4 separate regions of the Homo sapiens genome follow, and all the other regions are linked to region 2. A link is a loop called in an ENCODE intact Hi-C map of the cell type or tissue named here. Cell type or tissue: endothelial cell of umbilical vein. All regions are shown on one strand. Region 1 has its middle 7.3 kb from the start of EIF1B. Region 2 has its middle 75 kb from the start of MOBP. Region 3 has its middle 140 kb from the start of MYRIP. Region 4 overlaps MYRIP (myosin VIIA and Rab interacting protein).

What was found. A loop is a pair of places that touch in the nucleus more often than their neighbours do. Peaks named below come from ENCODE experiments on the same cell type or tissue, not always from the same donor. Only the 100,000 strongest peaks of a DNase experiment are listed, where the experiment ranks them.
Region 1: a loop joins it to region 2, with 11 times the contacts of the local background. A loop is called at or near these places in 17 of 110 quality-filtered maps.
Region 3: it touches region 2 in a loop (11-fold over the local background); 3 of 110 quality-filtered maps call a loop at or near these places.
Region 4: a loop joins it to region 2, with 18 times the contacts of the local background. A loop is called at or near these places in 9 of 110 quality-filtered maps.

What each region holds. Positions count from the first base shown.
Region 1 is chr3:40,315,731-40,318,230 of GRCh38, reverse strand. No RefSeq gene overlaps it. Among named protein-coding and RNA genes, the nearest start is that of EIF1B, 7.3 kb to the right of the region's middle. In endothelial cell of umbilical vein, a CTCF peak has its summit at 975 (motif pointing right); a DNase peak (open chromatin) is centred at 980.
Region 2 is chr3:39,541,012-39,543,511 of GRCh38, reverse strand. No RefSeq gene overlaps it. Among named protein-coding and RNA genes, the nearest start is that of MOBP, 75 kb to the right of the region's middle. In endothelial cell of umbilical vein, a CTCF peak has its summit at 1,499 (motif pointing left); a DNase peak (open chromatin) is centred at 1,311; H3K27ac peaks cover 309 bases.
Region 3 is chr3:39,667,265-39,669,764 of GRCh38, reverse strand. No RefSeq gene overlaps it. Among named protein-coding and RNA genes, the nearest start is that of MYRIP, 140 kb to the left of the region's middle. In endothelial cell of umbilical vein, a CTCF peak has its summit at 1,171 (motif pointing left); a DNase peak (open chromatin) is centred at 1,164.
Region 4 is chr3:39,989,621-39,992,120 of GRCh38, reverse strand. The region is part of intron 2 of MYRIP (myosin VIIA and Rab interacting protein); the gene reads right to left. Among named protein-coding and RNA genes, the nearest start is that of MYRIP, 180 kb to the right of the region's middle. In endothelial cell of umbilical vein, a CTCF peak has its summit at 1,366 (motif pointing right); a DNase peak (open chromatin) is centred at 1,380.

The sequences.
Region 1 (2,500 bases), 770 kb before region 2:
GGTCATGATGTCTGTGAAAAGAATTATATGAGCTGATGCATGTAGAATTCTCAGAGCAGGACCTACAATATAAGTGTTGAAAAGGAATTAGCTATTTTTATTATTAATGTAAGAGAAGTGAGAAAATGAGGGGCAATGCTTGATAAAAATGTAAAAAGGCCCAAAGGATCTGTTGTTAAAGAGATAGTTTCCTAAGTTATACCTCTTAACACCTCTTGTGGGGATCTCTAACCAGAGGCCCATCTGGTGATGCTGCTGTTGATTCCTGTGGGACCAAATCCCTAGAGCACCATTTCCAGGTTACTACTGAGCTCTCATTAGCCCTCCCCTACCTGTGCAGGTGAGATCTGCCAGATGCTCTGCAAGTGAGTACGTTCCTAATGATTAGTTTTCCAAATGAGTCCTGTTCTGGGTTCTTCAGGTCTACTGGAATGGCATTAAGGAGTTTTAAGGAATCCTGTCGCTGCTTTTCCCAGACTAAAGCCTTTAGGCAACCTCATAAGTGAAAGGCACATTAACTTCTGTATTGGCCTAAGACAGTGGTTTAGATTGAGAGCACTGAATATTTAGGGTGTGTGTATGCAAATTCCAGACTGTGTTTCTCAACAAGCGACAATTTAGGAGTCTTGATTGTTTTCTAGCTTAATCATTCATTCCCTGGAGGCTGTAAACAGAAGTCTCTGTTTACATTTAAATTAAATTCCTTCTAACAGCACCGTGGTAGATAGTAGCTGAGGTGCTTTATATATCCCCAGGGCAAGACCATGAAAACATTGTTGTCTCTCCCAGGTAAAGAAAAATGGCAATTGATTTATATGAATTGTAATAATAAATGTTTGGCTAGATTAATTTCTGGATCACATTTGAGTGATGACAAAATCAAACCTGTCAGCTGGTGCTTTAATGATGACTGCAACTTAAACCTTTATAATGCATGTAAACTGCTAGGAGCCTTCCAGTTGTTTAAGTGGCCACAAGGGGGTGATAAAGGACTGCATACTTACAGAAATCCGTCCCCCTTCAATTTCTTCTGTAATAGCATCATTCACTGGGTACCCTATATTTCGTTTCGACATACTTCATCTACCAAGTGGGCTGTTACTGGTTCCCATTCAGTGTGTCTGGCCACTCATTTACTATTCTTCCTGATGCTAGTATTGGGCTAAGCTTTTCTGCGTTTTTTAACAAGTCAATGGCAGTGATGCACTAAGAGTGGATGTTTATGGGGGTGGGCCTTTTCTTTTTCTTTTTTCTTTTTTTTTTTAACTTTAATTTTGAGACACAGTCTTGCTCTGTCGCCCAGGCTGGGTACAGTGATGTGATCTCGGCTCACTACAACCTCCGCCTCCCTGGTTTAACTGATTCGCTTGCCCCAGCTTCCTGAGTGTGCCACCACACCTGGCTAATTTTTGTATTTTTAATAGAGATGGTGTTTCACCATGGTGGCCAGGCTGGTCTGGAACTCCTGACCTCAGATGATCCACCTGCTTCAGCTTCCCAAAATGCTGGGATTACAGGTGTGAGCCACCGCGCCCAGGTTGGCCTTTTCTTACTTCAAGGAATTATACCTTCTACCAAATCCTTGTCTGGTGATGTCTTCCCCACAAAATTTAGGCTGACATGGATAACCTAGAAAAGAGGATTTAAAATACTCACAATACAAGGAAATGATAAATGTCTGAAGTGATGGATATGCTAATCGCCCTGATTTGATTTTATATTGTGTACATGTATCGCAATATCACTTTGTATCCCACAAACATGTATATTACATGTCAACTAAAATTAAAAGGGAAAAATAAATTTAAAAATAAAAACGCCAGGTGCGGTGACTCACGCTTGTAATCCCAGTACTTTGGGAGGCAGAGGTGGGCGGATCACCTGAGGCTGGGATTCGAGACCAGCCTGACCAACATGGAGAAACCCCGTTTCTACTAAAAATACAAAATTAGCCGGGCGTGGTGGTGCATGCCTGTAATCCCAGCTACACGGGAGGCTGAGGCAGGAGAATCACTTGAACCCAGGAGGTGGAGGTTGTGGTGGGCTGAGATCATGCCATTGCACTCCAGCCTGGGCAACAAGAGTGAAACTCCATCTCAAAAATAAACAAATGAATAAATAAATAAACATTTTTAAAAAGTTCTCTCTCTACTTTCCAGACAGTATGTTGTTCCTTGCCAGTGGACTCGGGATGTGGGGTCTGGGGTCTGGCACCCTGGTAAGAATGGGTAAAGGACACATGGAGACAAACTCTGGGGTTAAAGCTAGCCTCCTTCTGGACCATTCTATAGACCTCAGGCCTTCAAAACCCTCTAGACTAGAACAGGGAGCTGCAGTTGAAGCCTGAGCATGAGGCCTGAGATCAATTAGATTCCCTGTGGGGGCTTTAAGCTTCTTTTGTGCCTTGAACGAATGGTGCCTATCTATATGTCATTGCTTTTTGCATGAAAAATGTCTGTAGGCTGTTCACTAGTTTGAGATGAAGGCACCTAGATCCAGC
Region 2 (2,500 bases):
AAGCCTTGAAGTGAAACGCCTGACTAGCCCCTTCCCCTGGATATGATGTATTTTCAGAGTGATTGTCCAGAGGCAAAACTACAAAACTGTTTTAATTCAAATTAACAAGTATAATGTAATGGATAGTGCCGTTTTGCTAAAATTGAAAGCTTGGTGTTGATTTAATAATACAAAGATGAATTTGCTGGGGTTTTGCTTTGTTTTGGTTTTTTACTTGTTGACCTACCTTATTTTTATTTTTAAGCATGCTGAGTCATTGCTATTTTTTTCATTTAACAATGATCCATTATTACGATGAACAAATCAATAAAACTGTACAGTCAGAAATAATGAGAATGTATTGAAAAATCTTCACAGCTACTGCTGCTAAACTGTTTGGAGTTGATAGCACACAAACAGGATCTGCACAAGCCTTTTACTTTCCATTGGTATATTTCTGCCTGCTGTGATCCAGGTCTTTCGAGTTCAGCTTGTCCATCATTTAGGTGAGGGCTCAATCTACTACCTCTTTTCTCTTTCCAAACCACCACAGCGTGGCTTATTCGGCACACTATATTGTCATGCAGCTTTCATTTGCACGTGCGAATTACTAGTTATGCATTATTGTTCTGTTCCCTTCTCAAGCCCAGGAAATGAAAGCACCAAGTACATTCTTCCACTGCAGTAATTTTCATTACGTCAAATCAGAACCTCAGTTTGCAAAATGACTTGTTTCTAAAACCTTATTCTGTAACAATGCTTTCAGTTGCATGTTATCCCTGCTGAAGAGAAAATTTGTCTTTATGAGTACAATGGTAATGATAAGTCAACTGTTGTCATTTTGACAACACCAACCTAATGTCAGCCAGAAAGACTTAGCAACACATTAAAACTTCAATGCTGTCACTTCAAGACAGGGATCACTTGGTACCAATATAACTGTCAACACAAATGCCAGCACAGCCCTGAAACCTCATGGCAGGTGCTGGTTTTGAGTATATTATCCACATGACTGAGAATATGGTTAAAATAATCCTTTTCGGACCATCAGCTTTTGAGAATGTAACATTCTCAAGATGGTTGCCTTTGAAAAAAGAAAATTAAAAAATTTTTAAATTCTCCTAGAATTCTCCAGTCCCTAGGAAATGTCCGCGGGCTCCAATGTGATAAATTCTAATCTCTGTTACCTTCATTGTTCTGGAGAGGAAATAGACTAGGAGAGAGAGCAAGCAATTGACTCAAGGGCATGAAGCCACTTTCGTGGCGTGGCTGAAATGCACACCCCTGCCTTTTGCCTTCCACCAGCTTTGTCTCTGTATCATTCAGCTCTTGTATTCCACGAAGCACATTTGGTTTCTACTGAGTTCAGATATACAAAATGGTGTTGTTAAAGGATACTTCATACTTTTTGGTTTAAAGAAAATAATTTCTGTGTCTCTATTAAAACACGGACACTTGGCATTCCAAGTAAACATTGTCAATTCACAGAGGTTAATTTTGTTTTTAAACTGCAACCAGAGCTCCCTCTAATGGCTGTTTATTTTGACAGCAAATCCTTAGGGAAATAAAATAACCGTTGTTCATTTAAAACTAGAAAGGGCTATTTTTTTATTGTTTTTACTGCTTCATGGGTCATTATTGATCTTTACAAGTGGACCATTTGTATCTCACTCAGTCTATAGTTTCTAGAAAAATCATAGTATTCCCACCTCTGAAAAATCACATCAGTAGAAGTGAAAATAAAACTTAATTGATGTGGTTAATTTTACATGTGAACTTGACTGGGTCATGGGGTGCCCAGAAATTTGGTGAAACATTTTTCTGGGTGTTTTTATGAGGAAGTTTCTGGATGAGATTAGCATTTGAGTCTATAGACTGAGCAGAGCAGATTGTCCTAATGTGGATGGGCCTCATTTCATCAGTTGAAGGCCAAACTAGAACAAAAGAGTTGACGATCCTGAAAACAAGAGAGAACTCGTCCAGCCTGACTGCCTTGAACTAAGACATCAGCTACCTTTTAACTGGAACTGAAACATCGTCTTTTTTGGGGTCTCAAGACTACTGGCTTTTGGACCAGAACTGACACCATCAACTCTTCCGGTTCTCAGGCCTTCAGATTCCGACTAGAACTACACCATTGGCTTTCCTGGGTCTCTAGCTTGCCAAATGCAGATCTTGAAACTTCACATTCAAAATCATATGAACCAATTCCTTTTAATAAATCTCTCTCTCTCTCTCTCCACACACACACACACACACACACACACACACATATGCACACGTCCAATTGGTTCTGTTTCTCTGGAGACCCCTAACTAATACACTTGCTTTCAAGGAGTTTAAAGAAAACATAAATTTTTTTTAATGTTTAGATCCTGCTATTACAGTCAGTAAGAGTATACGGTAGTTCGTGCAGCTTCAGTCTATCTACCATTATGGATGGTTTCAACTAATTAGTTGTCAAGTCACCCTGACAGTGAAGAACAAAAAAAATTTAGATCTTTGATCACTGATCTTAAAA
Region 3 (2,500 bases), 130 kb before region 2:
CCAAGTGACTTTAGTTGATATCACATAGAAAAGAAGAATTTCTGAGCTTAACTCTGACAAAATTTTTGATCCACAGATAAATGTGCCAAAATAAAGGTAATGTTGTTTTAAACCATTAAGTTTTGGGATAGTATGTTACACAACAATAGATAACTGGAATACTGGGACATCTCTTGATGTTTCCATTATTATCTGGTGATAGTAGCAAATGGACAGTTGTGAAAAAGCACAGTCTAAGTGTCACAACCATGATCTGACAATAGAAAAACAGCTAAGGGTTGAGACTCTTCTGAGATAAAAGTTGAAATAACCCCATCAGACAAGCAACTGAGATCACTCCAAATGCTGTCTGCTAGGAAAGTCTAAACTGAGTGGTAGAGGAGGGGAGTGATGAATAATATAAATCATGACGTCTGGACCACTTGCCACAACAGAAGTGATAACTTGTTTCACTAACCCTCTTGCCTTAAATCTTTCCAGAGATTCCGACTCGCTTCAATCTCAAGGGGACTCTCTGAAGTTTGGACTTCTACTTCCCCTCAAAGGAAGGCAGTGTGGACACCTTTTTCCTCTTGTATTTAAGGGTGGCCAGATATAATGGGAGATTACCAAATATCTGAGAAGGATAAACTATATCAGATGCTTCCTATGTACCACTTCAGAATCCCTTGGCCTCATCTGTCTTCAGGGGAATTAGCCACTTGTTCCAGTTCCTGTTGCCTCTGTAGACATCAACTTTAGGTGGACTTTTAAAACTTCTTGCAGGCAAAAGTCAAGCCACAAAGTCCTAGCTTATGCCCACACTATCACTTGCTGCTTCCTGCCCCAAAACTTTCGTGTTGACACTAAAGCATGAAACATCACAGGCCATGCTCAGTACCAACACATGCCAATTCAAAAGTGCAGAAAATTTATGGCCACTGAGACAAATCTTGGACCGGTGGGAGATAGGAGCCAGTGCATAAATAATTTTTCCTTCATTCTCCAGATACACTATCCTAAAATAGCTTTTATATGGATTATCACAATAAAGGCACATGAGGATGAATAATTTGTCATGTTTAGTGCCAAGCAACGGCCAATTCGGTGATGCTTTATTGTATCATCTCTCTTTTCTTGCCTCACTATGCTTTACGTTCACTACTGCCCCCTGGTGTACTGAAGAAAGAGAACACAAACGTCTGCCTCAGACTGTGCTTTCCAGAAACCCAGGCTAAGACGAGTAAAGAATATATTAACATACTATGTCAAATGGATACACAAAAAATTTTGAGTTAAAACTACAGGTGATGTCAACATGGCAGATCAAAGAATAGACAAGAAGAAAGTGAGAAGGCTGAGGTTTCATCTGGTTCAGATGGGAGATTTGGTATTGATAATCCTCAAAAACTGGTAGAAAAAAACCATGAATATGGGTCTTAATAAATTATAGTAAACCTTAAGAATAATTAAAAATTATATACCTACTTCCCAGAAGAAAGTAATATCTAGCCAATGTAAATGAGGGGAAATTTAAAATTACACTGAAATAAAGTGTAGTAAATTTTTTCAAGAAGTGATTATGTTTATCTTTATGCATGGTCAGGGCTTTCTGGGAAATTTTTACTAAGACCTGGGTTAAAACCTTGGAGTTTAAATGATCATTAAGTGGAGATTTACAACCTGGGAGGTATGTGTTATATTTCAGAAAGGCAATGAAACTCAGGAGCATGAAGATATCACAGGGGTTGTAATTCAGAGATACTTGTCTTATCTTCCCCCTGAAAACATTTACTTACCTTCCAAATAGTAAAAACTCTTTGGATACATTTTCTTTTCCTCCCAACTTTGGAGGATGCTTTCCTTTATTTACATTTGAGATCAATTCCTTCTCAGAGAGAAGAGGGAAAAGCTGTCTCTCTCCTATATAAACCCAAGATTTATATTTTGTGGGTTCTTTACTTATATACAGATCCCAGTATGTAGAGAATGACATCTAACTCTTACCACATCACCCTGAGGGGAAGAATCTGGGAAAAAATGAAATTGAGGTGGTTACAGCTGTGAATAAGTAATAACCTGTCTTTGCTAGAGAAAGCACATATCTCCCTGTCAGGATAATATAAATACATATAAAATATTGAAAACTTATCAATAACATGTATAAATTAAGATAGCAACAATAAGTTCTAATATAACAGCGTAGTAACAATAATTATAATACATATAAAAGGTGAAACCTAATAGTCACCTAAGTATAATTTAATGTAAATAAAACACAGTTTTGCTACATATTTTTCTTTTTCTTTCTTTCTTATTATTTTTTTTTGAGATGGAGTCTTGCTCTGTCGCCCAGGTTGGAGTGCAGTGGCACGATATCCGTTCACTGCAACCTCCAGCTCCCTGGTTCAAGCGATTCTCTTCCCTCAGCCTCCGGAGCAGCTGGGATTTCAGGCACCCGCCACCACGCCCAGCTAATTTTTGTATTTTTAGTAGAGATGTGGTTTCACCATGTTGGCCA
Region 4 (2,500 bases), 450 kb before region 2:
GTCAATACTTGGTGGCACGCAATGTTAAGGCAGCAGTGGTCTGGTCTTTCATGGAGCAGAGAAAATTTGTTCAATCTCTCCTCAACCTTCAGAGAGTTGCACTTCTACACTGGAGGAAGTGGTTTTTCCACTGAGTGACAAGCTTATTTTGGAAGGTTATTTAATCTAATATATACTTATAGAGCCCTTAGTGTGCACTATGCACTATTCTAGGAACACAGGCTATATCAGTGAAGAAATGAGACAAAGATCCTTGCTCCAGGGGCACTTGAATTCATTACACTACATAATGAATAAAGTTATACAGCACAGTAGAAAGTGATAAGGGCTACAGAAAAAAGAAGCTATAGAGCAGGATAAGGGGACACCTGGAGTGCTGCTATGTTGGGGAACTGAAATATTGAATAGGGTGGTCAGAGTGAGAAGGTGACATTTGAGCAAATACTTGAAGGTGGTACAGGAAAGAGTATAGCAGGAAGAGGGAACACCTGTGCAAAGGTTATGGAGAGAGAAGCTTGCCTGTTGCGTTAAGATAAACAATAAGAGGACAGGGTGGCTACAGCAAAATGAGCAAAGGGAAAAGTCGTAGGAAGGTAGTAAAATAATTAGAAATGATTGTAATTAAGTAAATGGCAACTATTCCTAGAGAAAGAATCTATGTCCAAATGGACATCAGCACATCACACAAAAACACTTCTGAGTTGGAAGTCACAGCCAAGGCAGGATTAGAATTCAGTTCTCATTTTACCTCTATGAATTCTGAATTTTTCTCTGGAAATGAGAAGTTGGAGTAGAGATCTCTCTACATTTCCATCTGGTTTTAAGCCTCAAGCCTCAAGGGAATAGGAACAGATGCTCTGATGACAACAGGTTGCAGTGTTTTGTCTCTGGAGGACACTAGAAGCTTATCGAGGCAGACACTTAGACCAATTTTCCTTTTTTGACTAAACAAGTATTTTATTTATTTATTTTATTATACTTTAAGTTCTGGGTTACACATACAGAATGTGCAGTTTTGTTACATAGGTATACATGTGCCCTGGTGGTTTGTTGCACCCATCAACCTGTCACTTACATTAGGTATTTCTCCTAATGTTATCCCTCCCGTAGCCCCACACTCCCCGACAGGCCCCAGTGTGTGATGTTCCCCTTCCTGTGTCCATGTGTTCTTCGTTCAACTCCCACTTATGAGTGAGAACATGCAGTGTTTGGTTTTCTGATCTTGTGACAGTTTGCTGAGAATGATGGTTTCCAGCTTCATCCATGTTCCTGCAAAGGACATGTTTTCATACAGTTTGCCATGTGCCTGCAAAAACTACCTATTATCCTCAATGAACATGCATTCAGAGTCCACTAGAGGGCAGCCCTGCACTTAGAAACTGAAAAATGTTTACTTGGCAAAGGGAATGTATCCTCTCTTGGGCCACGATGACCAGAACAATCAGAATGAATAACAAGACACTGTGAAAAGCTTTCAATAGGATTTCAGTTTTTCAACACTTCTTTAGTCATGGGCTGTGGCCTAATGTAACAACAATTAGTATCAGCCCTTGAATGTCTGATTTTTAAACTTTTCCAGATACCTAATAGACATTATTTCACTCAAGCCTCAAAATAATTCTATGAGCAGTGAGCTATCTTTATTGTTCAGATAAGAAAACACAGACTCAAAGAGCAGAACAGGGGTGGGGTCAAGATGGCTGACTAGAAGCAGTGGCAATCAGAGGCTCCCCTTGAAAAGAACCATAACAGCATGCGAATCCTGCACCAGCAACTGAGGTATCCAGATTCCAACATCGGAAATGACTAGGTGGCTGCTGTGATCCACAGAGAAGAAGGAAGAGTAGTGTGGTGTGGTGGCTACACAGGGCAGAGGAGTCCACTCCCCCCAGCCAAGGGAGTCAGTGAATGAGCATACTACCCAGCCTGGAAAATGTCCTTTTTCCATGGAACTGTGCAACCCATGGTTTGGAAGATCCAACTCATGAGTCCATTCCACTGGGGTCTAGGGTCCCAACAATGAAGCCATACAGATTCTCAACAGGCACTAAGCTAGAATCTGCTTAAGGCTGCTGAGCTCCTGGGGGAGGGTGATCAGCACCACAGCTGCAGTTGCCTGCTGTCTAAGCCGTTTGGACTCCTTGGGGGACGGGTGACAGCCAACACTGGGACTGATAGCTGCCTAACAAACTAAGCTCTAAGGGCAGGTGAAGGGCAGCAGCCATCTCTATAGCTCCAGGCCAGGCTTTTCCCCTGCTGGAGCTGGGGAGGCTGGACAGCTTGGTCCCAAGAGGTATCCCCCACAGTCCAACACAATGGCTGTGGCAGATTGCGGACAGAGTGCCTCTTCAGGCCTGACCTTGACCCATCAAGGCAGGGCCTCCCTACAGGAACTCCAACAACTTCAGCCAGGGACTCAAGGACAGAACTCTGATCTCCCTGGGCCTGAGCCCTAGCGGGAGGGGTGGCTGCAGTCTCTGCAGACCAGTAGACTTATTCT